2 separate regions of the Homo sapiens genome follow, and region 1 is linked to region 2. Evidence: chromatin loops called from intact Hi-C (ENCODE). Cell type or tissue: endothelial cell of umbilical vein. All regions are shown on one strand. Links, peaks and the distances in the headings refer to the core of each region. The heading gives the core; the rest is flanking DNA.

Evidence for each region. Hi-C counts contacts between places; a loop is a spot of excess contacts. Peaks named below come from ENCODE experiments on the same cell type or tissue, not always from the same donor. Only the 100,000 strongest peaks of a DNase experiment are listed, where the experiment ranks them.
Region 1: a loop joins it to region 2, with 2.6 times the contacts of the local background. A loop is called at or near these places in 3 of 110 quality-filtered maps.

The regions. Positions count from the first base shown.
Region 1 is chr20:6,581,622-6,584,537 of GRCh38, reverse strand. No RefSeq gene overlaps it. Among named protein-coding and RNA genes, the nearest start is that of LINC01713, 150 kb to the left of the region's middle. In endothelial cell of umbilical vein, for the core only: CTCF peaks have their summits at 1,053 and 1,253 (motif pointing left); DNase peaks (open chromatin) are centred at 1,247 and 1,907; H3K27ac peaks cover 386 bases.
Region 2 is chr20:6,700,594-6,703,509 of GRCh38, reverse strand. No RefSeq gene overlaps it. Among named protein-coding and RNA genes, the nearest start is that of LINC01713, 34 kb to the left of the region's middle. In endothelial cell of umbilical vein, for the core only: no CTCF peak of the experiment used is centred there; DNase peaks (open chromatin) are centred at 159, 1,129 and 2,409; H3K27ac peaks cover 1,955 bases.

The sequences.
Region 1 (2,916 bases), core at 154-2,653, 120 kb after region 2:
GGAGGGGGGGAATGGGGGCAGATTATGAAACTCCTTTATCTATGCTAACAAGTCTAAATTTGATCTTATAGGCAATTAAGAACCATAAAATGTTTTAAAGTTATTGTGTGACACCATCCGCCCCAATATATCCCACTCCCAAACACAAAAATTCCTCCATACTCTTATTATATTATTCTCCTCCCTGCAAAATTTTCCCGAGGAGTTCAAGAAAAAACTGATATTAGTGATCCCAGAATTCCTTGATTAACATAGGTCAAGGCACGGCACTTGAAGATTTGAAGTCACATTGGCAGGGGTTTTGCTCCTCTCTGTTGGAGGTCTTTACTTGCTACTTGCAGTCAGTGGGAAGGTGGGGGCCAGGAGGTGCAGGATTCTATCCCCTTTCAACCGGAGCAGTTTGCTTTGATTTGTTACACATATTGTTTTCCTAGATGAGATTTCTTCTGGAAAGACAAGAAACTGGACTGCGGAAATGGATGTTTTCACACCATCTTCAGTTAGTGGTAAGGTGAAGCCCCTACTAAAGATATGGCTTCTGGCTCTCAATGCACCATTAACCGGTGAGTGATGTGTCCCTTGTCAGGTGACTTGCAAGCTACATGTGGATTGATTTCCTTCATGATTCCACAGAATCCTAGAACAGGGGGTGTCTTCAGAGGCCCAGAGAAATTGAGAGTGTTGCCAAGATTAGTGAAATAACAGTGCCAGAGGAGACTCTGGTTCTCCAGGTAGCAAGCTCAGAGCTTGTTCCACTACCATCCGTCTCCACACCACATCCCCCACCTGCAGTGCTCCCGGCTGGTAGCTCCACGGTCTCTTGCCTGGACCACTGCCACAGCCTCCTAACTGGTCTTCCTGCTTCTAACCCTGAATATCCTCAACAACAGCAGCCATCCCATTATAACTCCTGGGATCAAGACCTGAGGTCAATGAAATCTGTACTAACTGCGTCACAGAGTAGAAAGATCAGATGAGTTGGGACAACACTTTGACATGTGGAAGACCGTTGTTTTTATCACTAACCCGAAAGTTAAATAAAATAAACCTGCTTGAAAACAGGAGGAGGCTACTTGGCATCGCCACGGTTTTCATGGGAGCCTTTCAACACTCATCAGTTCCTCCCTTAATTTCCTCTTCTGTGATCACCTCTAGTGCTAAAAGGACATAGGCTTTGCAGAAAGGGCAGCTGGCCCAGGCCTTCCAACAGGGCAAAGTAGCATCAGGAAACAAAACTGAATACTGCCATCTACTGGGAGAAAAAGGCACACTGTGGAGAAAGCTCATTAAACCAGGGAGGAAGAAAGTAACTGAAAGAGACAAAAGATACCATTTATAAGCAGAGCTCCTAATTAGGGGGGATCACTGGAAAGATGAAAGAAAATAAAGGTGCAGGGGCATGGTGGAAGCAGAAAACGTGATGTGTAAACTTAACTGGTACTTAAGGGGCACCGTTCCCACTCACTTCATTTTTCAAGGGAAAAACAGAAGCCCAAGAGATTTGAGCAAATTGCTTGCTGTCGCTACTAAGTAACACCAACACTAAACCTTTGGCTCAATTCGTGATGCATTGATTGATATTACACTTTCAAACAAGCAAGCACATAATCAAATGCAGAGACCATTGTATCTATATTTTTGGTTGCTTGGGAATCTATGCATCTACCTATCTATCTACCTACCTACCTACCTACCTACCTACCTACCTACCTACCTAGGAATGCATGTATTTACTTACATTCCAATTGGTTTCAGAAGTATTGACAGTGGCTGAATGAGAAGGTGGTGACCAACATCATTTATGAATGAGACGTATAGAGAGGAACTGGACAAATTTTGAGCATGAGTCATGAGAGGGAAAGATCGCCAGGATTGGAGGTGGAACAAGAGATTAAGACCTGTGCCTCACATTGATCCCTTATCAATAACATTCACTGGAGGAAGCTGTTTCCACCAGTTATTCTTTGTTCTTCAATGACTACTAGTGACTTGGACTAATGCCAGAGTAGCTACATTATTCCAAAAATGAAGAAAGCCAGGAAATCCCATTGAACCTTTCTTCAATATATATCCAGATTTGTATAATTTCCTTCCACCCACACTGGTACCTTGCTGGCCTGTGCCACCATCATCTCTTGCCTAGACTGCTGCAATAGCCTTATAACTGGTCTTTCTGCTTCTAGTCTTAGCTATTCTCACCAATGATAGCCACCGTCATTCTATGACAACTTCTGGTTTCAAGACTTTCCAAAGCCCCCTCTTCTATCTCACTCACTAATGAGTGAAAGTTCTGTAATTTAAGAGGTGCTGCTCCGTGCAATCTGGTTACTATCTCTTCCCCTTGTTCTTCCCATTGCTTGCTCAGTTCCAGGTACACTGACATCCCCCCTCTTCCTGTAGCCAGAAGAGCACCTACCACAGGGCCTTTGCACTGGCTGTTTCCCCTGTCTGGAAGGTTCCTCCAGATATCTACATAGGTAAATACCTCATCTCCTTCAAGTCTTTGTTCAAATGTCATTTTCTCATTAAGCCTACCACATTTAAAATTGCAAACTCGTAACTTCTCTTGTGCTTATAGATGTTAATAGCACTTATTTTAAATATGGTATATAATTACTTCTTCTCACAAAATGGAACAAAACCAGGAAAGCTGAGCTGAGTACCCTGAGGGAATAGCAGATGACCCCTCATTCTCAGAAGGCACAGCAGCTACTCTGTTTATGTCTCTTTGCTCCCAGGGTCTTCTCTTTTAAGATTCTGTCTACCGGTCACAGAATGCTCAGGTATGGGAAGGAAATGATTTTGAAAGCCATGTTTGGTTCTTGTAGAAGGCTTGGCAGAGAAGCTGTGTTTATTTTAGAGCATGATAGGTGTCATAAACAGATTTGATTTGATCCAACATAGATATCTTCAGTG
Region 2 (2,916 bases), core at 117-2,616:
CCATGAAGTCTTTTTGAGGATACACTAAACAGAGCATGAGATGTATTTTTCACTCACTTCTACATATTTTCTAGTGTGTGATTGTTAAAGAGAAAACAATGGAAAGTCAGGAAGAGGATGCAGAAAGCAGGAAGAACTGGAGAAAAATTAAAAAGGGAGAGGAATCTAAAAACCAGGTATCTCACAAAACAGAAAAAGAATCCTTGACAACATAAAGTGGATTTGACCTCTCTTTTACGGAACTGAAAGCAACCAGATAAAGTCCAATCCCTTTGTTTGCAGCTGAGAAAACGGAGTGGGGTGGAGGGCCAGGGGGCTAAATTATTTCATTTCCTCAGGGTACAAATACTGTAACTGAAGGCAGACATTTTGGTCATTACGGTTGGAAATACTAAGCAGGTTAAAAAATCAAATGGAGCCCAGGTGCTGCTGATAGAGTCCTTCCAGTTGACAAGTGTTTTATCGTGTCCCTACTCAATACCAGATCCTGAGGATACAGGAGGGAATTCTTGATTTAATCAAAATAAATTCAAGAGTTTAGATATGCCCTTTTTATTCTAGGGGACTGAAAAAAAAGACTGAATTATTCTAAAAGTTGGTTCATATGTAGCATTCTCAGCCATGTTAGGCAAGTCTTCTAATTTTCCACAGGTTTGATAAATGCCTTTAGCTCATATATTATTGCCTAGGCTCAATCATTGATTGGCATTTGCTTTCCTGATCTGTGATTCATCTTTGTGGTATTTCCAATCAATTGCTGATATATTGGTCTCTTTGGCAATGTAGGCCAAGGTGTGAGTGCAGTTGCAGGTGGGCTTCTGTGCCCACTGACCCATCTCTCATCCACTCTCTAGTGTTTCTGCAATAAACATAGTTGACCCATATGCATTTTGGGCCTTTCATCAGCTGCTTTTTTTTTTTTAATCAACTTTGCTTTTTCAAAACACAAATACTCATTTGGTTTCAGAAATATCAAGGAAGCAGTAGGCTATTTTGTCAAATATTTTGTCAAATCAACCTTTCTAGAAAGTCTATGAGTGATTTGTGAGTTTTCTCATGGTTTGTAATAATGGACAAACAGGGAGCATATGTTTCCATTTGATCATATCCCTGTGGATGCTGAAAGTCCATATTTTCCTGTTGCTAAAACTTAATGGAAACAAAACTAAATAAAAAAAATCCCTCAAAAGGAAAGTAGCAACACTTCTCTTATGACTCATTTTCAATGTCAATAGAAAGATTTGTTTCCTCTGAAGGAGCACTTCAAAAAGGAAAAAACAACTAAAAATTCTAAAGCAAAATAAAAATCCCACTACATATTTTATTATTGTAAAGCCAAGAGAAAAAGTGTCTGTGGCCAAAATATTTTTTTTCATTCAGTTGTACATTCTCACTCTTTCCTCCTTTCAAAGCAAACAACTGGCCCATCTTCACCTTCCCATATAGGCAGGTGTAATAATACATTTGTGATAAAACAAAAATTGAATATTCACTGAAGTTTGTTAGGAATCAAGTCTGAGGTGAGGTTACCTTGCTCCAGACATTCAATGATAGGCATATCAACTTAATATCTGACTGTGTCAACTTCCCTGTGCAGTTTTTATCAGTTTTAAATAATATTGACAGCCACAACAACAAAAACAGCTAAGAGTAGTGAGAGATTGCTAAGTCTCAAGCACTATAGAAGCAGGCCAGATTTAGAGGTAAAACAATAAAGTTTGAATTCTTACGAAACAAACTCCTATGCCCAGCACTTTGGATTTGAATTGACTTTGCTTCTCAGAGCTCAGGAGAGAAAGATGGAAGGAGATGAGTTCAGGAAGTCATGATGACCAACTCTGAAGTCTACTGAAAAGGTCAGGCAAAAAGTAATACAGAAGAGGGGGACACTCCCTCTGGGTGTCACCCCTCACCATTGCACCCCAGTACAAGGCATGTGCCTGGCATTTAGTGTGTTCAGTAGGCATTTTCTGCATGGGAGGAAGGCCTGCATCCCAAAGGGATTTCTGGAACATTCACAACCTCTGCTCCTAATGGCACATGGCCCCCAGGACAAAAGAAAGAGAGAGAAGATACAGGCTAAATTGGAGAACTATTATGAGCACTTCTGCTTAATCTGATTCTGCTTGGGAATATTGAAGAGTTGGAAGCTGTTGAAGACCAAATTGGGCAGATGGGAGTGCCTGCCTCCCTCTGGGCTCAGGATTTCTATCCTCTAATGCCTGCGGTTTCAAGGCTGTCACAAAGCCTTGACAACTTCTCACTTTCAAACACTAAATGGGCACGATTAGCCTGTGATCTATGTAGGATTAAATGCTCAGCTTCCCTTTCCTGATTTCTTCCAGCTCACGAGACCCGCAGGCCAAAAATACACTCTCCCTGCTGCCCACAAGGCCGCAGAGCCCCGTCATAGTTCCTGCCCTCTGAGTGTCCTTCCCGTTTTCGACCCCTTTTGCTATCACAAGCTTCTTTCCTGTTGTGCAGTCTAATTTACCAGTTAGTACAGGCAAAATGTCCAGCAAAAAGCTGTGTCCCTGGGCTTTGTGCGTGCTCTGTCCCTATCCTTAAGTTTCCATCTCACATGTTAACTGGACTCCCTGACTTATTTTGCCCCTTCTGCGCCCTGTACCTTATTGCTCAACAGAAGACATAGCTTCAGGCTTCCCAAGATCATTACTGTGCTGGCCATGGACTAAAGTGTCCCTTAAATCAAGCTGTTTCCCACTTATCATCACACGCACACCTCATCTAACAAGACTATGACCATCCAGCATGTCATTTCCAGGTCCAACTTCCAGGCAGTGACCATTGATGGTAATTGCTCTTATAAGAGCATCTGTGCTAATGTGATATTTGTCTTTGAGGCAACTTTGCCTTAACTAGGTGGGAAAGCACACATTTTCAAAAGTTATTCAA